7 separate regions of the Homo sapiens genome follow, and all the other regions are linked to region 1. The links are chromatin loops, found by intact Hi-C in ENCODE. Cell type or tissue: heart left ventricle. All regions are shown on one strand.

Region 1 (4,000 bases):
ATGCTGCCAGCGCGAACTTCCCCGGCACTCCCGGCGGAGCGGCTCTTGCGCCCCGCGCTCCCGCCGCCGCCCTGCAGCTCCGCTCCGCGCCGCGCCCCGGGCCGCGCGCCGCCCGCCGCAGAGCCCCCCAGCGCCCCCGGCGCACTCGCGCCCGCTCTCACCTCGCCCGAGCGCCACATGTCGTCTCTGGGCTGGAGGATCGGCCCTCTGCAGAGGTGCTCCGGTAGAGGCCGCCAGACGCTCAGCAAATGCGCCCTTGGCCGAGCTGGGCGGAGGGGGAGGGCGCAGGGCCCCCGGCTCGGCCTGCAAGGGGAGAGGCCCTGTTCTGCTGAAGTTTCTCCAGGGCCCTCAACAGCATCTTCGGCGCCTCGTGTAGTCACCACCGCCCGCTTGTAGAGCAGGGATGGGAGGGCAGTGTCAGCAGTCGGGTGATAGAGGCCTGGACTCCGACAGCTTTGCTCCCTAGAGCCGGCCCCAACGCCTCCCTGCCCAGGCCTGGGTCCTTCCCGGGTGCTCCATGGCACCCCTTACATGCGCATCTCTTAGGCGCTTCTGAAAGAAGCTGGCCTGTGGACATTCTTTTCATCTCACTCATAGACAGGAATGCATAACTACGGGAGGGAAAGCCAGGGTCACATTGGACTCGATTAGAATGAAATCCTTACCTAACGCAGTGTATATCTGGGGGTTTTCTGAAGTTCCATTTCTTGACAACAAGCCGCAGTGGCAAACGGGAAAGGGCCAGGAGCCCTGGGGGCTGCAGGTCGGAGAGCGCCTCTGGGGTGACGGGGCGGGATCTCCCCAGCAGGGCTTCCGAGCCACGTCGGGTCACTGCCTCATTAGCCACGTACATGGGGTCTTACTATGGTCATTACGTCGGTGTGTCGTCCGTCCTAGTGGTGCAGTTCCTGGGAGGTGAGGGTGGCATTAATGACAACTGCGCGGCAGCAGGGCCCCTTCAAACAACACAAGTAAGAGCGCATCGTCTTGGGTTTGCCAGGTCTTGCTTCCTCAGGAGGTGGGGGACTCTCGACTATAACACCCAGTGGAAAACGTTCAAGACTCAAAGGAAAGCCACTGAAAACGTGATGGGGAGGTTTACTTACACCATTGTCCCATTCCTTTTGTGAAACTGCATTATTCATAATCTCTTTTAACAGAATAATGGTAAGTAAAGGCAAATTCCTAACTCCCCTCCAGGAAAGATCTTTGACCTTCCAGTGTAGGAAGCCTCTCATTTTTCCAGTTATCTCTAATACAGTGTATTCCAAATCTAAGTTACCTGTTAATACTTCTGCACATTCCAGAAATTCTGAAATTTTCTGAAAAACAAAACTTGTAAATCTATTCCAGGAATAGGACATAAATATACATAAATGTGCAAATATACAGGAAGTGTTTCTCTGAATATACATTTAGCCACACTATTAAATAACTGTTTCCAGTGGTTCTTCAGGAAATATGAATGAAATAAGATGCTAATTTGAATTTTCTAATTCTAAAATGGATCACTGAACGTATGCATTTCTTCATTTTCTAATTTCCCAAAAGATGTACCACTAGGGTGAAATTCCTTGGGAGACATTAAATTTTAAAAAGTTAACAACATGGTTTTATGATCAGCCTAATATAATTTTCACCTATTAGGTGTTGGAATTCTAACACCTAATACCAGCGACAGCTGCTCTTCTCTCAGGATTAAACAGCATAATGCAAATCAAAGAGTTGGAAGAATTGGTAAATTTTAAACTTCACAGCTTGTCACACAAAGTCATTCGGTGTGAGTTTGCAAAAATAAATGTATATAAACAAGGGATGATTTTTGTATTAGCGAGGGTTATAGACATTAATTCTTAATAATAAAAGAAATGTCAGCTGTAAGGAAATATGTTCTTTTGATGGATTATGTTTAAAACTTCCACTTTTTTTGGTACACTTTCTATCAGCTTTATGTCCACACAACACATATTATTGAATATATAAAAATCATTTTAAGTTAGAGTCATTCTTTAACATTGTATTTCAGCATGTTGCTTAAATTCTTTTCTCTTCCCTGTAATGAAACGGTATGCCACTCTCTCTCCTCCTAGTGTTTATGTAACATAACATAGCCTCACTTTAGATGGACTGCCCTGAGGGGACAGTGAAATCGTAAGGCCCATCAGAACCTTACAGAAACTCACATTGCTAGAAGAGTGCTTACTACCATTTCAATGATTTTTGTTTTACTATAGAATTCTGTATTTGTGCTGAGAAATAATAGGCTATCCGTTGAATTCCCATTTGTTTCATTAGCATTTTCTCTTCATTGAATGAAATTAAGCAATGTCGTGATCGTTGTGGAAGACAGTAGAGGGCACCCTAGTTCCACACAACCTCAGCCTTGGCCCGGGCTTCATAAGAATTTCATTTCCAGTGTCAGAGCCTAAAATAGCTGAAGGTGGGGAAGCTGGGCCATGAGTAGAACACGTGTTCACAGAGCACCCACCCTGTACCCCGGTCAGGGGCAGGAACTGAGACAGTGGCTGTGTTTGCGTGGTTGGGTGTGGTAAATGTGGCTGAGACATGAACACAGTGCCATGGTATAAGTGAGATCATGTGCTATTTGTCTTTCTGTGCTTGGCTTATTTCACCAAGCATGTTCTCCAGGTTCATCCATGTGGTCAAAAATGGCAGGATTTCCTTCTTTGTTAGGGCTAAATAATATACTGTCGTATATGTATGTTATACATATACGTGTGTGTGTGTGTGTGTGTGCGTGTGTGTGTGTACGTATCTCACAGTTTCTTTATTCATTTATCCATTGGCAGATGCTTAGGTTGTTCCATTATTTGGCTATTGTAAAAAATGCCAAAATGAACATGACAGTTCAGATCTCTCTTTCAGATACTGATTTTATTTCCTTTGACTATATCCCCAGAAAGGGGGTTACTGGGTATATAGTGGTTGCCACGGGCTGGGAGAAGGAGAGACGGGGAGATGTGGGTCAAAGGGTACAAAATTTCAGTTATGCAAGATGAATAAGTTCTGGGGATCTACTATACAACATTGTGACTACAGCTAACAACACTGCGATATATACTTCACACTTGCTAAGAGGGTAGATCTTATGGGTTCTCATCACACACACAAAAGAGGGCAGCTCTGCGAGGTGATGGAAATGTGAGTGCATGTGATTGTGGTGGTGAAGTATACATGTATCAGTCATCAAGCTGAACACCTCAGAAACCAGATTTTACATCAATGAATGGATGAATGAACAGATCTACATTTCTGGATTTAAAAAAATAAAAAGAGAAGACACCCCACAGCTTTAAAAACATGGGGCATCCGTTCCCACCCTCCTGCATCACCTCCATTCTACTGACACCTGACATGGGTCCTTAGAAGAACATGGTCTATTCTTTTTCACACTTTGCCTCCTTTATGTAACTAGGAAAATAGAGGCATATGGGGCTTTTAAAATGATACTAAATTTTTTTCTAATTTCATTGTATCTATTTTATCTTCTTTAGTGTTTTATTTATCATATCTCTATTTTGCCATATTTCATTTTATTTTGTGATGGCTCTAGGGTTTACAGCAGGCATCTTTAACTCATCATAACCTATCTTTTTTCTCTTTTCTTTTCTTTTTTTTTTTTTTTTTTTTTGCGACAGAGTCTTGCTCTCTTGCCCAGATTGGAATGTAGTGGTAAAATCTCAGCTCACTGCAACCTCGAACTCCTGTTCTCAAGTGATCCTCCCATCTTAACCTCTCAACTAGTTGGAACTATGGGCATGCACCATCACACCCAGCTAATTTTTGAATTTTTAGTAGAGACCAAGTCTCACTATGTTGCCCAGGCTTGTCTTGAACTCCTGGGTTCAAGGGATCCTCCCACCTCGGCCTCCCAAAGTGTTGGGATTACAGGCGCGAGCCACCATGCCCGGCCTACAGTCTAACTTTAATTAACATAATACCATTTCATGTACAGTGTAGTGCATGCAACTTACAATAA
Region 2 (4,000 bases), 930 kb after region 1:
ATTCTTATGAAAAGAAATTGTTCGCAGGAAAGTCACAGGTTTTAAGAGAAATGAAATCATGACGCCCATGAGTTGCGCATTTAGAATGCTAGCGGTTTCTTCAGGAGTCTGTGACAAATTGTCGTGTCATCAGGCTATCACATGCTCCATCTGCCTTCCTAGACTCTTACAGAATTCCCAGACCAGGATAGATCCCATTCTCCTTTTCTACATCTTCCCACTGCAAACTCTGGCCTCAGATAAGAATATTGCTTTGGCAGGGGGTGTAATGTTATTAGAAATAAAGTTAATTAGGAAATGTTTGTGTCTAACCTATTGAATATATGAAATATAATTAATTTTCTGTATCAACTCTTAGAACTGTGAATTGAGTGGCAGGGATGAGGATGAGCTCACAGTAGGCTGGGTATGCACTTTGCCTTCTGGGATTCAAAGAAGTAGGTCCATGCTGTCAGGGCCCAAGCTTTGCTCTCCGTCTCTTGCTGCCCGGACATCTCTTTCCCCTGCTGTGTCCCTTGGACTGTCCTGGGACAGCATCCTCAAGCCCTCCCCGTCTTCCATTTCTGCTGTGCCTCATTAATCGCAAGGAAGCCCATTCACCTCCATGCAGCCAATCAGCACTTAGCCTTTCTTTCTTTCTTTCTTTCTTCCTTCCTTCCTTCCTTCCTTCCTTCCTTCCTTCCTTCCTTCCTTCCTTTCTTTCTTTCTTTCTTTCTTTCTTTCTTTCTTTCTTTCTTTCTTTCTTTTCTTTTTTTTTTTTTGAGACAGAGTCTCACTCTGTGGCCCAAGCTGGAGTGCAGTGGCATGATCTTGGCTCACTCCAACCTTTGCCACTGGGGCTCAAGCGATTCTCCTGCCTCAGCCTCTCAAGTAGTTGGGACTACAGGCACACGGCATCACACCTGGTTAATTTTTTTGTATTTTTAGTAGAGACAGGGTTTCACCCTGTTGCCCTGGGTGGTCTCGAACTCCTGAGGTCAGGAAATCCACCCGCCTCAGCCTCCCAAAGTGCCAGGATTACAGGCATGAGCCACCATGCCCGGCCCTCTTCTTAAATGCTTCTAGTGTTTGATGACTATTAGATTTTGGTGAATATTAGATTTTGACACATAGCATGCATGTTCTAACATCTCAGAACCATTTTTTTTGAATCAAAAACAAATTTAAAGGAAGGGATATGATATTTTTTCCAATAAAAACAGGAAAATGGACTTGGCAGTGGCTGCCTGCTAGGCAGTAAGTGATTGAAGAGTGACTTCATTTCAGAAACATAGCTGCTTTCATCTTTCAGTAAATGAGTCTAAGACCTTTCTCAGGGCACATGCATAAAATAAGGCTAGACATTTTTATAAAACTTACGTCTTTATTCAAACTACAGGAAAAGAATCCAAATGGAAAGCAAGGCAGTGTTCTTCAGGCTAAGGCTTTTTTTTTTTTTTTTTTTTTTTTGAGACGGAGTCTCGCTCCACTATTGCCCAGGCTGGAGTGAGTGCAGTGGTGTGATCTCGGCTTACTGCAAGCTCCGCCTCTCGGGTTCACGCCATTCTCCTGCCTCAGCCTCCCGAGTAGCTGGGACTACAGACCCCCTCCACCACACCCGGCTAATTTTGTTTTTCGTATTTTTTAGTAGAGACGGGGTTTCACCATGTTAGCCAGGATGGTCTCGATCTCCTGACCTCGTGATCCGCCCACCTTGGCCTCCCAAAGTGCTGGGATTACAGACATGAGCCGCCACACCTGGCCAGGCTAAGCCATTTTTATTGAGCATTTACCCCTAGAGGGAGTTCTACAACCCACTAAAGGCCAGGCCTGACTGCATCCTCCCAATTCCCTGTTGTCAAGAAACGCTGGGCCGGGTACAGTGGCTCACGCCTGTAATCCCAACACTTTCGGAGGCCGAGGCAGGCGGATCACTTGAGGTCAGGAGTTCAAGACCAACCTGGCCAATATGGTGAAACCCCTTCTCTACTAAAAACACAAAAATTAGCTGGGTGTGGTGGAGCATGCCTGTAATTCCAGCTACTCGGGAGCCTGACCGATGAGAATTGCTTGAACCTGGGCAGCAGAGGTTGCAGTGAGCTGAGATTGTGCCACTGGGCGACAAAGTGAGACTGCCTCAAAAAAAAAAAAAAAAAAGAAAGAAAGAAAAAGAAAAGAAACCCTGTAGCTAGCGATGTAAGTCGTGCGCCACTAGCTGGCACTGTCGCTCACAGCACACTGCAGGCCTCTGCACCTTTTGCCTCCCTGAGAAAGGCAAAGAAGAATCCCAGTTTACCACGGTGTCCTGTGCTGCTCAGCCTCCGAGTCGTGTCCCTCCCATCAGAGGCCTTCCACGGAGCTCAACCCCTCCCTAGGGCTTGGAGGACGGTGGCAACAGACGAATCTACATACGGGCCTGGCATGTGCGGGCTGGATCAGCTGGAGTTTGAAGGAGAGAATCCGATTCAAAAGAGAGCAGGGGAAGTGGTACCGAGAGAAGCAAGGCAGATGGCAGCGCAGAGTCTGAGAGCGGGAGGGGGCACTTTCAGCCTCAGGAGACGCTCCTGGCAGAGGGCTAGGGCCTGAGATGGGGCAGGGGGCGGGCAGAGAGTGGCTTCCTTCTTCCCTACTGTTTTCCTCCCTCCCTCCCTTCCTTTCTGCCCCCTCGGGGCAGCCAGTGCACAGAGCTCTGCCACCGTCCTTCAGGTAACACTTCACATTACCCTCTCCATGTGGCCTCAGTTAACACATGGTATGTAAAACAAGGAGTTGAGATGAGACCTCTACCGAATTATAGTCATACTCTGTCACAGTCCTCGTGGCACCTTTTCTTTGTAGAGTCGGAACAAGACCCAGAGTATATGGGATGATGAAACCTGAGCATCAGGGTGGCAGGAGCTGTCAGTTAGGAGTGAAGGCAGAGAGAGAGGGACAGACACCACCACCCACCCCACCGCAGTGCAGTCAGTGAAGGCAGGGGGATGGGCTGACTCAATGCATTCACCCAGTGAGTGGGTCGCTCTAAAATACTCATCATTGTTTTCCAGGGCAATATTAGCATTGGCAGCTTTTAAGAGCACCTGAGAATCTGCTCAGAGCATGTGTATCACTGCCTGACTCCTAAACCATGGGATGATTTAGGAGACGTGAGTGATGTGCCCAAGGGTGAGAGTTGAAGGAGAAGGGGGCGGAGACTGTGTATTCCCTGACATTCCCCATTCCCAGTCAGCTCGGGGATCATAAGCTTTGGTGACAGCCTGTGAGCGGTGCCCTGGGAGCCACATTTGCTTTCGCAGTACTATGCTTTGCTAATGTTTGGGAGGGGGACAGCTAACACGTCACACATGTGACAGCCCGGCTGTGCACCGGGACAATCCCCCTTCCAGGCCAGGAAACAAGTGGGTTCTATAAAGGACACTGAACACATTCCTCTGGAGTGGAGCAAGGTGCTTTTCAGTTTTGGCAGCCCAAGGACGAAAAAGCCCAACCACATCCTGCAGTGGAGGAGAGACGGAAAGTCAAATTTAGGGATTCACTCTCACTCCGCACAGGCATCCCCAAGACAAATGGACAATTGTAGTGTTATTTTAAGATTTAAAATTTTCCAGAGTTCTGAAACACCTTTGAGAACTTTCAAAGAAAGCTATTTCTGTCCTTTGAAGGTTAGGCCAACATTTACACTTCTACCTGAATTGTCCAGCTTCTGGCATAGTTAAGCACTTCCCAGCTTCTCCAGAGAAAGCTATGTTCATGATGAGAAAGTTCTTATTGTGCGGTGATGTGAGGTGACACTGCTGGGGGTGGGCAGAGCCCCAGAGAGACTGTTAGAGATCACATGTTTCCACAGGGGTCCTGAAGACGTGCAGAGGTGGAATAAGATCTCCCGTTGGGCTTCTCCCTCTCCACCGACACACTCTAAGCTCCTTGAGAAGGCCTAACATTGGTGTGGAAACCATATCTTCATACTTCTGTGGGTCACAGCCAAATTTATACATGAAAAAGACAAAAGATCATTTCTGTT
Region 3 (4,000 bases), 1.4 Mb after region 1:
ATTGGCCTTGCTGGCATCCTGGTTCCTTGTTTTCAATGAGCCTGAATGATTCTACAACCTTTCTCTGAATGTGAATTAGGTGCACAGGGTTTTAAACAAAAGAAATGTTGCCTCTTACCACACATTCACATGCAAAGTAATCAGAGCTGCAGCATTCATGCCCATGAATTTCTCATCTCTGGTCAAATATCTAATCTTCATTTTCATCAATTATGCCAAATTAATAGGATTTATTCTGGGATTGTGTTGTTTGCAGTCTGGTCCTATGACCCCAGGCCTCTCCTGACACCTGCCCAATGTGAAAAGCACATATTGGTGCTAAGATGTCTCATTACTAACGGTGTGCCCCCACTGGGCTTGACATGCATCAGAAGCACAATCTGAGAGGTAACTCTAAGAAGAATGCGTCATTTTTCCGATTCTATAGTTGAGCAAACTAAGGCACAGCTCTAGTTAGGAGTTTGTCAAGATCCCACAGTGAGTCAGCGGAAAATGAAGGAGAATGTGTTTTGGAAATGGCTCTGGCTGCTTTGAACTTCCAGCCACGTTTCCCTCCCTCCCTCATAGGATTCAAAAAGTGAACCTTATCAAGAACAAGACCTTCCACATTGGATAATAAGTTGCTTTCCCAGAGACTGGAAGGGGTGAGCAAGTATGATGGGCAGCTGATTGATGCACAGATGTTTGAGAGTCCCGAGTAATTATGGTGAAACCCTGGGATGGGTGGAGGGGTGCAGGCTGAAGGCTTCTGGTCACGAATTCCCATGATGTGAAGGCAGAGAGGATGCAAAGTCAGCAGAAACTTGCATGCTTAATAGTACACCACACCAGGGAGAGGTTTCTAGTTCTCTTCTTTCCTGGATATTACTTATTGATGTATGCAATTTAATAAAATGAGCTGGCTCCTTAAAACACAAACCTTGACGACTACACCCTGGCCCTTCTCTCTCCCCTCCCTATTGTCGTTTCCACTTCTAGGTCAGTGGCTCCTGAATAGCTTCCAGCCTTGCTAGATCATGCTGTGGCCCACATCAGTTTCAACCACATGGATCAGACTAAAAACATCTTTCTGTCCAAGCCAACCTTCCTCCCCAGGTCTTCCATTTCTCTCAGTGGCAGCACCATTGATACCCTACATGTTCATGAGAGTCACTCTCTCCTCCGTATATTTGCAGCATCCATATGTCCTGGAGTTTCTGGAAACAGCCCTGATTTCAAACCTTCTGTTTTAGTGTCTGACCATGTGTCAATGCTTGTATTTTGATTTTGGACTGAGAAGACAAGAAGACATAGTGACTGTACCTGTCAATAAGCTGGCATGGCGGTCTTGTCTTCCTTCCTTATGCCTCCCAATCTGATCTTATTTCTAGTTACCATTGCAGGAGTCGCTGTTCTCGCAGCTGGATTTTGTAATAACATTGTCCTCCTCCATTTTGCTCTTCATGACTCCAACAAATAGATCCTCCAAACATAATTGCTCTTTATTCTCTCAGCAAAAGTACCCCAAAACACATAAAGCAAAACAAACAAACAAAAAAAACCAAAAACCCACAGTACCTTTCCACTCTCAACCAGATGAATTCACCCTCATTATCTTGGGGCTTCCTTCCCTAAAGCCTTCCATCTGCTCCAGCCCCCACAGACCTTCATCTCCCTGAAACAATATGACACTCATTTTTAGTTTTAGTATTTAACTTCCAACATTGTAAGTTGCTTTATTATTTGTCATCTCTCAAAAGAGGTTTTAAGACCCTTAAAGAAGGACAGCTCTTTAGCTGTTTTTGGATACCTTTCATCATGGGAAGCTGGTTTCAGGCAAATAGTAAGTGTTCAACAATTATCTTTTAAAAGAGGTGTCATTGCATAGCTTAGTATGTGAAATGGGTATCTCTCATAAACCAGTTCCCTTTACATGTACAGCTATTTAAAGGGATAAACAATATCATTATTTTCCAGAACAAAAATGACCACATGATAAATAAGGCTTTATGAAAAAACATGGACAAGTGTGTGTTGCTTTAGAATAAAGGTGGGGGTGGGGGGAAGCTTTGGGGGCTGTTTGCATTTTATATGTAAACAGTGACATCTGCTGGTGAAGATGCACAGCATTTACATGGCATCTTGAAGTGGATTCAGGGTTCAGAAGCATGAATGTCATTGAGTCTTCATCATGGTCCTCTCAGAGACACCCAAAAGCCCCTTGTGAGACCCCAGGATCGGGTCATGTCCTCATACTTGATGATGATGGATGTGTTATTCTGGGAAATCATACAATTTATTTAAGACGAGCATCGATAATTAAAACAATTCTCCCTTTATCAGTTTCATTAGCCAGTTTTAACTTTTAATTGTCTTCCCTTATGATACATTTTCCCCTTGAAAGATTCCTGCCTGGTTTCCCTAGGGGAAGTGCTTAAAAGCATCAATCTCATCATAGTTCAGCAATCATGAGATAATTTTGTTCCCTAATTCTGTTTTTCTAGCATGTTTGTAAACAATGCCATCAGGAATAAAAGTGTTTGAAGCTGAAGCTGGGTCTTCCATCCAAATGTGGAAAGCGTGCCAGAGGACTGTCTTTCCCATTCCCGCCCCACCTGCACAGCCATAGACAAAGCTCAGCTCCGGGATAAGGTAAATGTCAAGAGCCACACAGCAGCATGCCTTCCCTTCAAGACAGAACAAAGGGTGGTTTTCTTGGCCAACCTACTGCACAGGAGGAAGCCAAGCAACACCATTGATTTAAGCCCCAAGGAAAACCTAAAATCTTTGGCCACTTCAGGTTGTAAATCTGGCATCAGATGTCAGAAACTTGTGTGAAAACAGAGACTACTAGGTTTTACTATGGCTTGAAAGGAATAACCCAAAGAAAAGCCTGACCCCAAAAAAGGACTGTCCCAGGCTCAGGGCCCCACAGCGACCACATGCCTGGGCAGGGAACTGCCGGGAAGGTAGCCCAGAATGGTCACATCTCACTCTGCAGCCCCCTCACCGGACAAGGACACCTCCTGTCAGGTTCCGAGTTCTAGTCATTCTTCCTTGTCTCTGAGAGCTGTCCATCTTTTCATACCATTTCTATTGCCACCCGTGGTTCAGCCTGAGGTGCCTCGGAGGACTCACTGGCCAGGCCCCATGGGCACTCTACACACATGATTGAGCAAGACCTCTAAATGAGACCACAAAGCAGGCCCATTTCCTTCAGGTGACTGACATGGGAACTCAGGCTGAGAGCAACTGACCAAGCAGACACAGCTAAAAAGATGGAGCCAGGATTCCAGCCAGGATCTGCCTGACTTTAAGTAATATGTGTTTCCCACTAAACCCATGTCATGGCTTTCCCCAGCTCTCGAAGCTTTGATGGCCCCACTGCCTACTGAATTCAGTCTTAGCTGCCAATCCAGGGGCCAAGCCCTCCGTGCCCTGCCCTGCCCTACTCTTCAGCCTTGCCCAGCTTTTCCCCTCCATGAACATCCTCAAGTCCCCCCCACACTCAAGACTCCCCAGGAGTGTCCCTTTGCTCATCTGCAATGTCCTTACTACCAGCCCATCTGCCCTTTCCAAGTCCTGCTCACTCATCAATACTTCTGTGACCCCCTGCCGTGAGAACACATTCTCTGCTAAACCCCTGCTCTTCCAGCGCACTTTCCTCAGAGTTATGTACAGAGAGGGTCTCCCCCTGCTAGACTGAGCCACCTCGGAGGAAGAGCCTGTGCCTGGATTTTCACATCTTTGTATGTCCTTCCATCCTTAGCAAAGGCACCTGGAATGTAATCAAAATCACCAAATATGTGTTGGATAGATGAATAGGTGGATGGATTATAAATAAATAAAGTATTTATCTAGGTTGTTACCTCTCAGGATGCAAGGAAATATATTTGATTTATAGACATACAGAAGAAGCGACTACATATAGTATAACAAAGCAATGTTGTGTTTGGAATAACAGCAACTGATTAATAAGTATCTATTATGTTACACTGATGTCGTATCTCTACCATTAGAC
Region 4 (4,000 bases), 570 kb after region 1:
CACATTCCCAAAACTTCCCCCATGCTACAGCTTTTTCCTAAAACACTCCACTGGCAACCATGGATCTTGCCAAGTCTCTTTCAACTTTTATACTGAGGTTATGTTCCCCAAGATTGGAGGAATGCCACCTGCCTACTTTCAGTGGGCTTTGCTGAATATCCCTTTATCTTTTCTGGACAACTCTTCCTCTGTTTCCATTGCCGAGGATAAAAAGGGTTAATACACACTTTCAGGCCTCATTGTCATCACTGTTAAACTACCCCTGGCCTTTCCTCCAAATGCACTGCTGTCATCAGAGGGCCCGCATCATCTCACCCACAACGGGGTCCAGCTTTATTTTTTCACTAGGGAAGCCAGAAGAGAAACAAGAGCTGAGATGAATGTCTTCAAGTCATGCACAGTTATAACTGCTCAGGAGTGGCCCAGTTCCAAAGACTCAAACAGCAGCAGAAGCAGAAGAATTTGGGAGACAGTGGGAAAACACACACTTCCTCACCCCAGCCCCAGAAACTGGTCACCACTCAAGGACAGTAAAATGACACAAGTGAATGTTATCAAAGGCCACTTTAAAACAAGCAGCAAATTCAACTGGGATTTTGGCTTATCAGACACAGGCTTTAATTGCAAATTCATAAGAGTAGAAAGTGCTGGAAATTATAGAGAGACAGGAGATAAAATGTGTACCTAAGACATGCCAGGAACTTCTTTTTCCTGAACTTTTGTTATTTAAACAGAGTCTTCCAGGAAAGCAGGATTAAGTTCTGCTTTTTAGAGAAGCCAGATCTGAGGCCATGCAAGCTTAGCTAACATGCTGATGAATCCCACTAGGTCTCTTTGACTTCTAGCCTGTAAGGAACCAGGGAGGCCTTGCCAGGGGAATTTCTCTTTAAATGATTGCTTTCTTCCCTTTTGATGTGCCCATGTCTTAGAGTATAGGAAAATGAATTTCACAAATAGGTTTCTCGCAATTTGCTCTTCCTACAGCTGTATCTTGCTGGATAATCAATAATACCAAGGCTTCTGAGATAGATCCTTCTCCAATGCAATGAAGATAGCAGAAGGGATGGGCTCATGATGCAGAAGCAATTGGCACAGAGCCTACAAAACAGAACACACCAAGCTACAGACACATTGCTCCTTGGCAACTGAAATCAGCCTGATCCACTCTGGAGAAACCTGAGCCTCTGCAGTAATTTATCTACTCTACTCGCTTCCCTGTTTTTAATCAGTTCTGCAGAGCTGCTACAAAATGAGCACTGTAGAGCACTCACCTGCACCAAGCCCTGTGGCTGCGCCTGTTGGAAAATCTATTTTTCGCCTTTCAAAAGTAGCAAACAAAAACAACTGATCCAATGTATCAGAACGGAATTGTAATTAAAGGAGGAGGAGGGGGAAATTGACCAAGTTCCTCCTTCCCTGGTGTACTGCAGGACCAACAATAAGCAGGTATTTAAATGCGATTTAAATGCCCTGTAACTAACCTGGATCTTTTGTCCTTCAGTCTTGCTTGGTCTGTTCCTTGTCATTTGCAAAGATGCTGACAGCAGAGCCTCCAGGCAATTTTTCTTATACTTTAGAATCTCAAACCAACAAGCACACATTTCACTGAACTCCCGTAGTCCTATAGCACCTGATACTGGGGGAAATTTTCCTTCTTGAGGCTCATCCCTGCTCAGTGGCAACGGGAGCTTTTATGCTGCTGTGGCTCCCCAGTGCCTAGGAGGGTGCTTGGAAGAAAGCGGGTCATCAATAAAGGATGCTGAGTGTTATTTGCTGGGAGAACTACTTGGAATAAGTGGAGTAAGTGAAAGTGCAGGGATGACAGGGACCCAAAGAAAAACCCAAAGGAGCACAGCAGACAACACACACCTGCCTCCGGGGCAAGTCTCAAGGGGCTGGGAAAGTGTGGGGTCCACAGGGAAGGAGAAAGGTCAGAAGAAAATAGAATACCTGTCTTCGGGCAAGTTTACAATCATAAAGAAGAAATACACATATAACTACCTTTGAATTGGCATTTGTTTTTGACAACTTGCTCTATCAGCACAGGCTTTTGGGGCCAGGTGTTTCTGGGCCTGCCCGTGTTGTTTCAAAACACCCTGAACTCCAGCTGTCTTTCTCAGGACCTGGTCATGGTTATTTGGTGCCACAAAACAACACAGAGGAAGAAGCAACATTGAATGATTTCAGATTGAAACAACCACAGGCCCTTTGTAAAGCTGTCTGGCTGCACATTGAAACCTGCAGCCTTTACCTTGTCCACATGGCTGTCAAGCCCACAGCTCCAAGCACTGTCTCTGGAAGCATCCTTTAAACCTACTGCCTTGCCTGTCGCCTGCTCTTCACACCCTCTCCAGTGTGCTGGCCGCTGCCTGCAGGAGTCAGTAGGAGTCGGGAGAGAATGCCACAGAGGGAGGGATTCACCAGGGTGGAGACAGTGTCTGCAGAGCCCAGGGCACCCCCAGCTGGTGCAGGGAGAGCCAGCAGCCCTCTGGCATGCATGGTTTTGTGCTGCCAGCAGCCTGCTCCTGAGTCTCCTCTGGCCACAGGTCAAAAAGTCTATTTTCCCGTTTCAACAAATGGTCTCAGAGAGATTTGCCCTGTGTTCCAGAGACCCTGTAATGTTGCTGGCTTTTTGTGTTCCCACAGCTGTCTGCTTACCCTTGAGTTATTCTGGGAAGCCAAGTCCTGAGTCTGTGGCAGGACCTTCCCAGGTGGCGACTTCACCCAGCATGGCCATCCTGGGTGAATTGTGCAGTGCTTGATTCAGAGCTCCCCAAGTACCATCTGCCCGGTGCATCTGTTTCCCACCCACATCCCCAGCCACAGCCACTGGACCCTCACTGTCCTGGAAACTTGAGATGTGGTTATAAGAAAGAACTGGGCCTTATTTGGGACCCAAATGGGATTCTGTGTAACATCCCACCCTCCACTCCAGTGGCACCATCCAGGAAGATGCAGCAGAAGTCAGGCTGCCCCCATATCTCAGGGTCTCGTCAACATCCCTCCCTAAGCTCCCCTTGGGACTGCCAGCTGTCATGGGTTCCTGTTACAACACCATTGCCTCCTGTGCCTCAATGGCCCTCTGCAGCACTCTGCATGCCTGATGGTTAGGTTCAGTCCCTCAAAGATAGACTCTGTGTCTCCTCTATGCCAGACAGTCAAAGTCAGCAGAGACACAAAGGTAAATTTAACACGTTCCTTACCCTCCAGGCCACATACTTGATGGGGGCAGGAGAACAGAACATGTAAACCAAATCGCAGAACAATGTATAAAGAAACACACATAGAACAATGTATAAAGAAAACAGGAGCAGTGTGAAGTCGGACAGAGGTCTTGCAAGATGAATAAAACGTTGGTAAGTTGTATGAGTTCTGCCGGGACTTTCTATGTAGAGAGGGAAGGTAGGTATCATGCATTTGGACAAGTACAGAGACAACAGAATTAGCAGAGCATAAAATACTACAGAAGAGCGTGGGCATCGATTGGCAGGAGAGTTGCTTAGAACACAGGCAGGAGACAGACTGGGGTGCTTATTGATAACGGGGTTCTTTGCAGGATTTCAAGCAGAGGAATGACATGATCAGTGTTTTAGTCCATTTAGGCTGCTCTAATATCTCAGACTGGGTGGTTTATAAATGGCAGAACTTATTTCTCACAGTTCTGGAGACTGGCACCCCAAGATAAAGCAACAAGCAGACTGGTGTCTGGTGAGGGTGCATTTCCTGATTTCCTGATTCATAGACAGCACCTTGCTGTGTCCTCACATGCTGGAGAGGGCTGGTGGCCTCCCTGAGGCCCCTGTTATAAAGGCACTAATCCCATTCATGAGGGCTCCACCCTTGTGACCTCATCACCTCCCAATGCCCCCACCTGCTAGTACATTACTTTGGGGGTTAGGATTTCAGTGTTTGAATTTGGTGGGGAGGGGAGGAGGACACAAACACTTGGTCCATACCATCAAGTTTGCTTTTCCTAAAGTTCATTCTGAGAGTTTTGATC
Region 5 (4,000 bases), 1.2 Mb after region 1:
CCTTTTGCAGAGCTTTGTGTCCTGCAGTTAGTCCTTGGGGGGTTAGGTAAGGGCCTCTGAGAACTATCAAGAAGTACATGGAGGGCCTTCAGTCTAACTATCCAGCAATTTCACAATAATACAGTATGGCCTCCCAAAGTGAAGATGGTCCATTCCAACCTCTGCACTGTATCATGGGTGATCAAGTAAGATCTTAGAGAAACCTAGACCAGTTCAGTCTCTTTTTTTTGAGACAGAGTCTCGCTCTGTCGCCTAGGCTGGAGTGCAGTGGCATGATCTTGGCTCACTGCAAGCTCCGCCTCCCAGGTTCATGCCATTCTCCTGCCTCAGCCTCCCGAGTAGCTGGGACTACAGGCACCCACCACCACGCCTGGCTAATTTTTTTGTATTTTTAGTAGAGACGGGGTTTCACCGTGTTAGCCAGGATGGTCTTGATCTCCTGACCTCGTGATCCACCCGCCTCGGCCTCCCAAAGTGCTGGGATTACAGGAGTGAGCCACCCACGGTGCCTGGCCACCAATTCAGTCTCTTCTCTGGGGAAAGTCATCCTCTCCGGCTGAACTTCACAGTTTCTGGAGGGTGGCCTCTGGGCAGGCGGGTACTGCAGCCTGGAGCCCGGAAGGATGTCAGCTCCAGAGGTGTTGAGCCAGGGCGGGGATGTTTGTGGCATGACTCTGAGGGAACTGCGCTGTCCTCTCATGTCCCTTTCAGGAGGCGTGTGCAGCCCTGCTAGACCAGTGCCTATGCTACGTGCAGTCCAGAGGCCTCCAGAGAGCCCCTGAGAAGACCAAGGGCAAAGTGAGCATGAGGTTCTCCTCTCTCTGCCCACCCTCCACGTCCACTGCCTCTGGCCGCAGACCCAGCCTCGTGATCGATGGGAGAAGCCTGGCCTACGCTCTCGAGAAAAACCTGGAGGACAAATTCCTCTTCCTTGCCAAGCAGTGCCGCTCCGTCCTCTGCTGTCGGTCGACGCCTCTGCAGAAGAGCATGGTGGTGAAGCTGGTGCGGAGCAAGCTCAAGGCCATGACCCTGGCCATAGGCAAGTATCCCAGCTGGCCAGACGGCCTCCTCCCAGCTGGACCCAAACTTCCTCTACCCTTCCATGCTACACCACGAGATGGGAAAACACTTCCTCACCTTTCTTTCTGTGTGTAAAATCACACCCAGTGTGATAGAGCAGGCAACATGTTCCGAAGGTAAAGTTTACATTGGAAAGCCACAAAAGAGAGTAGCAGAGTTACAGGTTCATGCTGCAAGGTCAGTAATCCGGTGCTGCTTTACGGCAACAAGATGGAGCTTACCCTGTTTCTCAGGAGACAGCACACAAGAGACCTGCCTGTCCCAGTCTGTCCTGGCCACAGCAGAGGGCACTACACACTCAGCCTTAGCCCAGGCCAACTTAGAAGGTCCTTTGCAGCTGCTTCTGGTCACCATGAGCCTCCGGGTGTCCAAGGCTTTGTAACGCCCTAAGGGCCCAGAGGCTTGGTGACCAGAATTCCCACTGCCTCCTGTCAGCTGTGCTGATGGTTCTGGGACAGGCTTCTGAGTAAATAAGTCCATCATCAGATACGCATCACTGCTCAGTTTTACACCAGTTATTTAAGGACTGTGTTTCTCATGGTGGTTTTTCCTGGCAGACACTGTTGGCCTGGAGAGCCCTGTCTGCTCCTCTCCAGGGAGGGGATGGTGGCCACTCGCCTCCTTCCAGGACATCCTCTCTGCCCACTTCTAGTGCAGGCAGAGTCTCTAGCACAGGTTCAGGGGCTCAGCAGCACCACCTCCTGGTGAGGGCCAGGAAGGAAGCAGTGGCCGTGACCCCCACATGCCAACAATTGGGCCTCCCTGTAAATAGAATCTACTCCTAGGTGAGAACTGGATCAGAAATCAAGTACCCTCGCCAATCAATCAGCCAGTGTTGGCAGTATTTTCTGCAAAAGGTCTGTGACAGCCCCTGCTTGTTGACATGGAGATTGCTGCCTGTTCACAGTGGGCACCTCACCTGGCCAGAGGAGACCGCTGTTGAGCCTGGGTTACAGTGGCAGTGAGGAGAGCGAGCACTGGCCTGAACACGGTCGTCATGGGGACCCTGCCCTACACACCCTGAGGCCAGTAACCGCTAAGGAGAGTGGGCACAGGGCACGTGTTCAGGAGGCCCGGGGAACCTAACAGCCATGGCCTGTCCTGAGGCCATCTTTGCCTTCATGTGCCTGGGGTGGCCCTCAGGTTTCCCTGAGGAGCTGGAAACGGTCTTCAGGCTGACCTGCACCACCCCTGTCCCAGCCTCCTCCTCTGAGCGTCAGCGTCCTTCCCTGGGAGCACGAGGACAACGTCAGCCCTGAAAGGCCACAGTACACAGTAAGACGTGAATGATGTTTCCCTGGCCTGGCCAGTGCCTGCCTCAGCCGCGTAGCCACTGGTGTCTGGTATTCCTGAAGAAGTGGAAGGAAATCCTTGGCAGATTAAAAAGAAAAGGAAACACAGAATGGAATCTCAAAAGAAAACGGGAAAGTAATGACCCATAAGAACATCAGCACATGGCTGGGCACGTGGTTCACACCAGTCATCTCAACAGTTTGGGAGGCCAAGGCAGGAAGATCACTTGAGCCCGGGAGTTTGAGACCAGCCTGGGCAACATAGTGAGTCCCCATCTCTACAAAAAATAAAAAAAATTAGCTGTGTGTGGTGGCACACACCTGCAGTCTCAGCTACTTGAGAGGCTGAGGTGGGAGGCTCACCTGAGCCCAGGAGGTCAAGGCTGCAGTGAACCGTGATCACACCACTACACTCCAGCCTAGGCAATAGAGTGAGAGACCCTGTCTCAAAAAAAGAAAAAAAAAACTGCTGGGGCAACATGGTGGGCGAAACCCCATCTGTACTAAAAATGCAAAACCTGGCTGGGTGTGGTGGCATGTACCTGTAGTCCTACCTACTCAGGAGGCTGAAGTGGGAGGATCACTTGAGCCCAGGAGGTTGAGGCTGCAGTGAGCCATGATCATGCCACTGCACTCCCACCTAGCCTGGGTGACAGAGTGAGACCCTGTCTCAAAAGAAAAAGAAAGAAAGAAAGAATGCGTTAAAGCATCAATGTGACCTACTCCTAGTGCCCAGTGGTTTATAATGTAGAGAGCATCGTTGCATACCATATCTCATGTTTTACCGTATCTCATTTTAAATGGGACATTCTGGGGAAAGCTGTACAGATTTTTATTGCTTCAGAGAATTCCAATTTGATATATATTAACTGATCAGTTAATATTGGTCTCAACATTATAAAGAACAGGAAAATCACAGGGAAGAGACATCCTGTAGTCACACTACAAGTCATTCTAACTTTGTGTATCTGCACCTTTTCTCATTTGTGCAACTTGGGATGTATGCCCTGATTTGGGCTCTTCTGCTGCCCAGTTCCAAGAATGGTGACCGTCACGGAGTGATAACAACTTTATGACTCTGCTGTCCTTTCCCCGAAGGTGTCCAGATATCTGACCATGCTCTGTGTTCCTAAACATTTTCTATCAACAAATTGACAGAATGAAGAGAAGTTCTCCTTTATTGCACCCCTAGAGGGCCCCAAAGTGAGCACAATGGCTAATACTGTGGCAATCCATATGCAAAAAAAAGAGCTCCACAACGTGCTGGGCTGAATTTAACCTCCTTCCCTTAGTTTAGAAACTGCCCGGGAAGTGTGGCTGGGAGTAGCCTTGGCTGCTTGGCTGGAGTGGCTCAGTAACTAATGATGATGAAGATGATGATAGCATCTTTCCTTGTGCCAGACAGCAGGATGAGGGTTTTACTGGTGTAAGAGCGGCACTGCAGAGCAGGCGCCATGTACCAGGTGGCTCAGCTCCAGCCCGCTTTCCGAAACATCTCCTGGTGTCGCTAGCTTATTCTGAATGCTTAACTCTATTCTCCCAGGGTGGATGCTCTACTCCTTTTTCCCCCATCTTCCCCAGGACGCTTTCACAGGACTGAGTTCAGCGGGGACTCCCAAGAAAATCTA
Region 6 (4,000 bases), 690 kb after region 1:
ATCCTCTGAACATATTTTCAAGTGTTAACTATCTGCACTATGCTGTACAGTAGTTCTCTAGGACTTACACATCTTGCATGACTGAAACTTTATATCCATTTTCTTTTTCTTTTTTAGGAATTTCAAAATGCTGTATTTGTATTCATTTCTAAGTACCTGGATGATGCCATACTCCAACTTTATGCGGTAATAAAAAAGAACCCATCCAGATATCTGTTCCATCAGTGAAGGCCATTTGATAAAAAAAAGTTCATATCAGTCATACCGGTAAGAGAAATACTGGTATATAAGGAGATAAGTGAAAGAAAGTATTTATAAAACAAGAAAATCTGTCATGAACTTGAGCAGACTTCAGCACACACTGTGTCATGCTAATTTGTGATGAAATATAATAGAAATTTTAAGGCAAAGGACAAAGTAATTTGATCCAGGTCTTGTGTTCGAATGTTCCCTGATCGATGCAACAGAAAAAAAATATTAAACACTAATCAAGGAAATTTGTTTAGGTGTGTGATAATGATATTGTAATTATGTTTTGATTTACTTTTATTTTTATTGAAGTATATTTGACAACTGTATATATTTAAGGTATACAATTTGATCATTTGATGTACAGATACATTGTGAAATAATCACCACAAACATGTTAATTAACATATCCATCATCTCACATAGTTACCTTTTTTCTTTTTGGGTGAGAAGCTTAAGATCTGTCCTCTTAGCAAATTTGAAGTATACAGTAAGGTATCATTAACCATAGTCACTTTGCTGTGCATTAGGCTTCCAGGTTGTATTCATCTTGCTAACTGAAATTTGTGCCCCTTGACCAACATTTTCCCATTTCCCCCAATAACAAATATTTCATTTTTTAATCAACAAATTTGAACATGTTTTATGTTGCAATTAGAAACAATTGAAACAAAAGCCCTCCTCTCTGGGGCTCTGGTCTGAGAGACAGAATATAAAAGTTACAATGTCACATAAGGAGAACAGCATGAAATCTGTAGTGCAGCCTGGATTTCGGACATCTTGGTATTCAATTTCTCATGCCAGGCATTTGGCACTGCTGGGTGTTTGCTACACCTGAACTCAATTCTTGTCACCATCTTCCTGGACTCTGAAACTTGTTCCTCCTTGGTGAGTTCAAAGACAACCCTTTCTTTGAGGCCTTCCCTCATCCTTCTTCCTTTATCAACTCCATGTTACCCTCAACTTTTCTCAAGACAAAATCAGTCATTCCCTTCCCTGAGCTCCCCAAATACTTAGAACGCACCTCTGAATAGCGGCGCCCCATTTTAAGACAGGTGTGGCTTATGTTTGTTCCTCTGATTTGACTACGACCTCTGGGAAGGCAGGGTCCAGCCACTCCATGCGCTTGCAGATCCTCTGGTCCTCCATGGGTACTCAAATACATGTCCTGGGTTGTGCTGACTCAAACAGGAGGAGAGACATCGCCCCCAGGCTGCTGCGCACCCTGTGTCTGCCCCAGCTCGCCTGCTCCCTGTCTCTCTCAGGCACCACTGGGTGGTTTTGTAGCAAGGAATAATAACAGGCAGCCCTCTTGTGGATGAGCCTGAGATTAACCAGTTCTTTTTTTGTGAAAGTTAGGTAAGGTGTGATCATACAATGCCTTGACCTGCTCCACTTCCCCAGGACTGTCCCACCTTTGTGTTTCAGGTATTTCAGCACTGACGCCTCACAAGAACATGGGATGTCACCCTCAAAGCCTGTATCTGTGAGCTTGGCAGGTTTCTGAGCTTTAAGACAAATAAAATGTTTTGGCCACAAGCACATATTTATGTGGTCTGGCCCAGCTGTGATATTGGGTAAACAGCAACTTTGGTGATGAGTCAGTCCATGGACCTGTCCCATGCATGATGCGAACCTGTGCCATGCATGCAGTGAACCTGCACAATGCACTACATGAATCTGTGTGATGCATGAAGTGAAACTGTGCAGTGCTGATGTGAATCTGTGCAATGCATGGAGTGAACCCGTGCAACGCATTATGTGAATCTGTGTAATGCATGCATGGAGTGGACCTGTGCCATGCATGGTGTGGACCTGTGCCATGCACGAAGTTCCATGTGTTTTTAAACCCAGCTCCAGCCAAAGTTATGTGTTATAAATTATTCCAGATTAAATTGAAATAAATATCAAATGTCAACAGAGAACCCCATCCACTGGACCAAACCTTCCCTAAAACACAACATAGATGAGTTCCAATGTGTTCTGTCAGCCTCATAACTACCCCTGTCAGGTAATTTATAATGCAATTCAAGAAGCTGTGTGCCGTTTCCTTACCTTTTAGGCCTCTTTTTCCCCTTTGGAATATCTCACCTTTTTAAACCACAGGAATAAAACTATGGTTAGAAATGATTAAATTTTAACTTACACATTCTGAGCATGGCTCAGTGTGTAAAGGAAAATCGCTTCACATTTTGGGCAGTAAAGCGAATCTGAAGTATGTCACACGAGTAATTGTCTCCTAGGAGACCCAAGCGCACATCATTGCCATGGAGACCACCTCGGTAGGCCCTCTCTGCTTGAAATGATTAGCATGGATCATCAGCTGGGGTTTGTTTTCGGGGAGGAAAGGCTATAAATACATGGCCAAGCCTTACAAACTATGACAAGTCGTGTGCTCGAGCATGGGCTTGGGATGCAGAGATTTCCAAGTCCAGCTCTGGCATCGCAGGGGAGGACCTCATGGACTGTATCCCTAACACACCGCTTGCACGTGAGAACAGACAGGAGCAGTCAGCACCAGGGGAGAGGGCAGGCAGCCAGCGATCCAGGAGGGGGGCTCCTCCGAAAGCCAGGCTGGGGAAGACTCTCCCCAGAAGCAGCCAGCAGCCGTTCCCTCGTTTGCCTTGCCTGACCTATGCCTCTCCCTGAGTGTTTCCAAAGGGCGGCAGCCGCAGGAGAGGGCCAGTGTTCCCGAGTTGGCTAGAGGAAGAAAAAAGCGTGCCATGGGAAAAATCTATTCTGTTAGCAATTTTGAAATATACGATACATTACTATTAACTGTGGTCACCATGCAAAGCAATAGATTACTAATGCTTACTCGTCCAGTCTAACTGGAGCTTTGTACACTCGGGTCAGCATCTCTTCTCATCCCCCTCCGTCCCCCCAGCCTATGGTAATCACCTTTCTACTCTCCGCTTCCATGAGTTGAGTCTTTTCAGATTGCGTATTTAAGTGAGATTATATAGTATTTGTTTTTCTTTGCCTGGCTCTTTTCACTTAAAATAATGCCTCCAGTTCTATCCCTGTTGCCACGAATGACAGAATTTCCTTCCCTTTTAACGCTGTACGTAATCCATTGTAAGGTGGTGAGGTGATATCTTAATTAGTTTGACTGAATATTTTTAAAATGTATACATAGATCAAAATAGATACAATTAGTATTTGTCAATTAAATTAATTTTAAAAGGAAGACAAAAATGCACAGTGTTCTGTTTTTCACCTAGATTCCCTGAAACTCATTTTTGACATAATAGCAGCAAAATTGCCATGAGAACAGCTTTAGCCATCATGTTCATTGCTGTACCCAGCTACTGAACCCCTCCTGTTTCAGAAACAGGTGCAGCGCTAGGTGCTGGCGCTGTGAGCTCAGGAGCCGGGGGAGGCTCCACCTCTACCCTCAGCCAGTGGCTTTTGTTTCAGGGATTGCCAGTGCATGTGGCACACCCAGCTGCATAGAGAGAATGGGAGAGGTCAAGGAAATATTTTGAAGACGTGGTTCACTAACAGCCAGAGGATGAAAAGGAAAAGGAAAAAAATGGCTGAAAAGATAAGTGTCAGAGTGTTGCTCACTCTGTGGCAGGTGGGCCTATGAAATCCTCTTGACTGGGACTTAAGTTTTATACACAACACTGGGAAACGTGTTTTCTGAGAACGCTGTTTTAACTGATGGGAGTCTGGAGGTGATGATATCTGAACATCATGCTTTTTAACCCTCTTATATTTTATTTATTAAGTGAAGTCTTAATATTTC
Region 7 (4,000 bases), 920 kb after region 1:
TTGTGTATATGTGCCACATTTTCTTAAAAAGAGATTTATTATGGGGTCCTGGCTTACATGATTATGAAGGCAAAGAAGCTGCCATCTGGAAGCTGGAAGACTCAGGAAAACTGGTGATTTAATTCTGTCCAAGTCAGAAGGCCTGAGAACCAGGAGAGCTGATGGTGTACATCCCAGTCCCAGGGGAGGAGAAGATAAGATGGGATGTCCCAGCACACCCAAAGAGGTAGAAAGAAAGGGGGCAAATTCCCCCTTCCTCCTTTTGTTCTACTCAAGCCCTCACCAAGTTGGATGATGCCCATCTCCATGGGGCCATCTATGTTACTGAATTCACTGACTCAAAAGCTAATGTCATCTGGAAACACTCACAAACACACCCAGAAACTATGTTTAATCTGAGCACCCTGTGGCCTAGTCAAGTTGGCATATAAAATTAACCTTCACAGTGTAATCCCAGGACTTTGGACAGCCGAGAATGGCGGATCGCTTGAGCTTGGGAGTTTCAGACTGGCCTGGGCAACTTGGTGAAACCTGGTCTGTTTCTTTTCATTTATTTATTTATTTTTGAGACAGAGTTTCACTGTTGTCGCCCAGGCTGGATCTCTTGTTGCAGTGGCACGATCTCAGCTCGCCACAACCTCTGCCTCCCGGGTTTAAGTGATCCTCGTGCCTCAGCCTCCCAAGTGGCTGGGATTCCAGGCGTGAGCCACCATGCCCGGCTAATTTTGTATTTTTATTTTATTTTTTTTTGGTGGAGATGGGGTTTCTCTATACTGTTTGGGCTGGTCTCCGTGCTCCGCCTGCCTCAGCCTCCCAAAGTGCTGGGATTGCAGGCGTGAGCCAACACTCCCAGTCAAGACCCGGAATGGAAAAACAAAACGAAAACCACAAAGATTAACCAGGCATAGTGGGCCGCACGGGTATCCCAGATACTCTGAAGGCTGATGTAGGAGGATTGCTTGAGCCCGAGGGCCCGGGGGTCAAGGTGGCAGTGAGCTGTGATGGCGCTGCTGCACTCCATACTGGGCGACAGAGCGGGACTCTGTCTCAGGAAAAGGGAAAGAAAAAAAAAGAAAGTAAATAAAATTGCTAAATCAAGGAACAGCTTGACAGTAATTATTGACAGAAATAGGGGCAAAAGTTAGCAGACACCAGTGTTCACTTAGTGGGAACTGCAGGTGTCCCCAGACAGGAGGCTGCTACTTCTCCAAAAGAAATCTATTATTGACTACCAATAAAAAAATACACTGTAGATTTGTTATGATACACAAATGGCTAAACTTTATATAGCCACGACAGTATTCTAGCACTGCTCTAAGCCTTTTCCTGCTCTGGAATAGCTACTATTGTTACCTCCATTGTACAGAAAACAGATGCCAGAGGGAGGACCATGGAAACTATGAAATTGACTTGTAAGTTTTGGACCTAAAGGTTCTTCCTGCTCTACTCCTTACATCGCCACATTTTAGTTAACATATCTCTTAAAATACTGGTCCTTTCTATATTTAGAGGGACTCCTCTTGCAATTTGAAGTGTTTTTTTGCACTAAGCATTTGGTCATAAGATCATCTGTGATTCATGTCAGTTTAAGTACCTCTTTAGACATTGTTCAGTTAGGAATGTAAATAGGAGCTAGCATTGTGTGTAAAAGGAAAGAACAGCTGCTTACAACCATTTTTGTTTCATAATACAAATGTAAATCAATATGTTATTGGAAATGCAGGCTGGGAGGGGAGGGGAAAAATGCAGAGAGAAAAGCCCCATCTCTGCTTGGAGTTCAGCACTGGGTCTCTTTTCCCTTCCACCTTCCTTGTCAAGGCTGCCACAGTGACAGAAGCACACAGGGCTGCCTTTTAGTGACACCTGCTGGGACAGACCTGGCAGAAGGGATTGCACATTTGCATGTTTCCTGGCTGCCTCTGTTAGCCCCTGAGTCAGCAGCCCACTCCAATTCATGCTGAGCTTGGACAGCTCGGGTTTGAAAAATTCCCCCTTCCCTTGGAGCAACCGCTTTCCAGCCTCCTCATCATTCCAAAAGGAGAATGACCTACATGCCAGCATGACAGAGATCTGGAAATTTATAGAAGCTCCATTGTGAGCCTAAATCCTTAACAGGGGCTCAAACTGCCAACACCGAATGAACAGAGAGGTTTTGCAATAAAGCAGGAAGTCATTAAAATAATGAATCACCCGGCTGGGTTTTGAGCTCCTTTCCCACTAATTTAATGGAAAGATTTATTGTCTTTACAATGTATACTTTCAGAAATTTTGCATAAATTTATTATTTACATTTTAACATAAGTAACTCCTTTGTGTTTTATCACTGAGCAAATTCTATGTAGCAAACCAATGCTATATTTTGGCAAACTCACATTATAGCTTAGAAAATACTAAAGACCCATTGTAAACTGAGGGCAGCATTAAGCAAATTATACTTACCTTTGTGACTACAAAACTTAATGATTCAATGCTTTTCCTGTGAAATTTGTCTTTCAATGCTGATAGTCTTTTAATAAAAAATGTCAATTAAATATTTTCATATTTTCTCTTAATGCAAATATACAGAAAATAAATTTTATCTTAAAAGGTAGTGTTTCTCATGGGAGAAGAAATAAATTTTTTAGTTGCTTTCTCAACCAAGTATGTGAAAGGAAGTTGTTTCCCTTTATATTTTAATAATTAATTTAGTCAAGGCCATATTTGGAGCAAGACTGTTTCACTTTCGCAGTAGTAGAATTTTCAGTGTTTTATGTCTCCATTCATAGCCCATGACACGAGGTTTACTAGCTCCCCATTTTTGCTACGCTAAACAGGGATGCGTTTCCAGGAAGAGGAGTGCTGGGCACCAGGCAGGACTCTGGCGGCCCCACATGGCACTGGTCTCAGGATACACGGGCTGGAGGAAGCATCCGACCCGGCACTTCCTGTCCTGAGCCTGTTGTCTGATCCTCTGTAGGTTCTGCTTCCTTCCTGTCTTGGAGGGCTTGGGCAGGAGGGCGGCAGCCCTCCTAGAAGGGGCGCTCCTATGTGGAGGGGACGCTCTGCGCGGTCCGGGCCGTGGGGTGTGGGTTCTGTGTCCTGGCCTGAGCCTCTCCCAGGAAGCGACAGCATGGAGCCGGGGATCTGGTGAGGAGGTGAGGAGCGGAGATTGTTAGCCGCCTCCCTTTAAGGGCAGACACTAAAAAGAAAAGACGTTTGTGCAGAAAGGCCCCGCCCATGGCCTCCTGCCCACCTGGAGCTTGGAAACTCCCAGGGAAAGGCCCTGGAACAAATGCAGGCAAATGTGAGGATGCTCAGGCTCAGCTCTGCAAGGAGAGAACGAGCTTTCGGGTCACCATGGAGGAGTGGGCCTCACTGGTCAAGCCTTCCCCACTCTCAGCCTCAGTTTCCCCGCAGAGTGGGAAGGCCAAAGAGACTGTCAGCAAAGGGCCTGTGCAGGAGCCACAGTCGTGGTCAATACATAGTTGCCAGGTGCCAAGCGTTGCCTGAAACCAGACTCAACTATGCAAGAAATAGCAAGCCAGCAGACCCGGCTGCAGGATCTACAGGGCCTGTGCAAAGTGGAAACGCAGAGACACTTTGCGAAAGTCATTGTGAAATTTAAGACACCAACAGGAGAGGATTGAACACAGCAGGAACCCTCTGAGGGCTGAGCTCTGTGCAGCAGCACAGGTGGGACACTCATGACAGAGCCTGCCATCCTTTAATTTTTCTCTAAGTATTTTCCACAAAATGAATAGACGTCCCAATCTCTACTGACAGGAAGGAGGTTCAGTCTCTGATTTTGAGAACTGCCCTGCCCTCCGCCCACTGCTCACACAGGGCTATGCCAGGCCAGGTGTCCCATCACGTGGGACAAGCCTGCAGGATCCCTGGGCCTGGCCTCCAGCTCCTTCAGGCCCATTCCCTCTCAGGCCCTCCCACCACCTTGGGGATATAGAAACTGCAGGCCACAGCTGCTCCTGGGACCGACCAGCATCTCCCCTCACCTGTGCAGAAG

What was found. Hi-C counts contacts between places; a loop is a spot of excess contacts. Peaks named below come from ENCODE experiments on the same cell type or tissue, not always from the same donor. Only the 100,000 strongest peaks of a DNase experiment are listed, where the experiment ranks them.
Region 2: a loop joins it to region 1, with 4 times the contacts of the local background. A loop is called at or near these places in 19 of 110 quality-filtered maps.
Region 3: it touches region 1 in a loop (10-fold over the local background); 47 of 110 quality-filtered maps call a loop at or near these places.
Region 4: it touches region 1 in a loop (13-fold over the local background); 9 of 110 quality-filtered maps call a loop at or near these places.
Region 5: a loop joins it to region 1, with 9 times the contacts of the local background. A loop is called at or near these places in 8 of 110 quality-filtered maps.
Region 6: a loop joins it to region 1, with 10 times the contacts of the local background. A loop is called at or near these places in 24 of 110 quality-filtered maps.
Region 7: a loop joins it to region 1, with 9 times the contacts of the local background. A loop is called at or near these places in 19 of 110 quality-filtered maps.

The regions. Positions count from the first base shown.
Region 1 is chr15:26,863,273-26,867,272 of GRCh38, reverse strand. It overlaps GABRA5 (gamma-aminobutyric acid type A receptor subunit alpha5), which reads right to left and starts at 211. Exons shown (of 11, transcript NM_000810.4): 1 at 162-211. In heart left ventricle, CTCF peaks have their summits at 239 and 2,353 (motif pointing right); a DNase peak (open chromatin) is centred at 189; H3K27me3 peaks cover 1,331 bases.
Region 2 is chr15:25,932,312-25,936,311 of GRCh38, reverse strand. All of the region lies in intron 1 of LINC02346 (long intergenic non-protein coding RNA 2346), which reads right to left. Among named protein-coding and RNA genes, the nearest start is that of LINC02346, 32 kb to the right of the region's middle. In heart left ventricle, CTCF peaks have their summits at 1,996 and 2,197; a DNase peak (open chromatin) is centred at 2,201; H3K4me3 peaks cover 327 bases.
Region 3 is chr15:25,506,690-25,510,689 of GRCh38, reverse strand. LINC02250 (long intergenic non-protein coding RNA 2250) reads left to right here. Exons shown (of 5, transcript NR_187215.1): 3 at 2,484-2,631. Among named protein-coding and RNA genes, the nearest start is that of UBE3A, 70 kb to the right of the region's middle. In heart left ventricle, a CTCF peak has its summit at 2,097 (motif pointing left); a DNase peak (open chromatin) is centred at 3,352.
Region 4 is chr15:26,292,665-26,296,664 of GRCh38, reverse strand. No RefSeq gene overlaps it. Among named protein-coding and RNA genes, the nearest start is that of LINC02248, 100 kb to the left of the region's middle. In heart left ventricle, a CTCF peak has its summit at 2,466 (motif pointing left); a DNase peak (open chromatin) is centred at 2,364.
Region 5 is chr15:25,691,858-25,695,857 of GRCh38, reverse strand. It overlaps ATP10A (ATPase phospholipid transporting 10A (putative)), which reads left to right. Exons shown (of 21, transcript NM_024490.4): 14 at 712-1,039. Among named protein-coding and RNA genes, the nearest start is that of LINC02250, 120 kb to the right of the region's middle. RefSeq lists an enhancer at 178-678. In heart left ventricle, CTCF peaks have their summits at 1,782 (motif pointing left) and 3,561; a DNase peak (open chromatin) is centred at 1,770.
Region 6 is chr15:26,177,633-26,181,632 of GRCh38, reverse strand. No RefSeq gene overlaps it. Among named protein-coding and RNA genes, the nearest start is that of LINC00929, 64 kb to the right of the region's middle. RefSeq lists an enhancer at 3,890-4,000. In heart left ventricle, a CTCF peak has its summit at 1,548 (motif pointing left); no DNase peak of the experiment used is centred here.
Region 7 is chr15:25,945,485-25,949,484 of GRCh38, reverse strand. The region is part of intron 1 of LINC02346 (long intergenic non-protein coding RNA 2346); the gene reads right to left. Among named protein-coding and RNA genes, the nearest start is that of LINC02346, 45 kb to the right of the region's middle. In heart left ventricle, no CTCF peak of the experiment used is centred here; no DNase peak of the experiment used is centred here; H3K27me3 peaks cover 642 bases.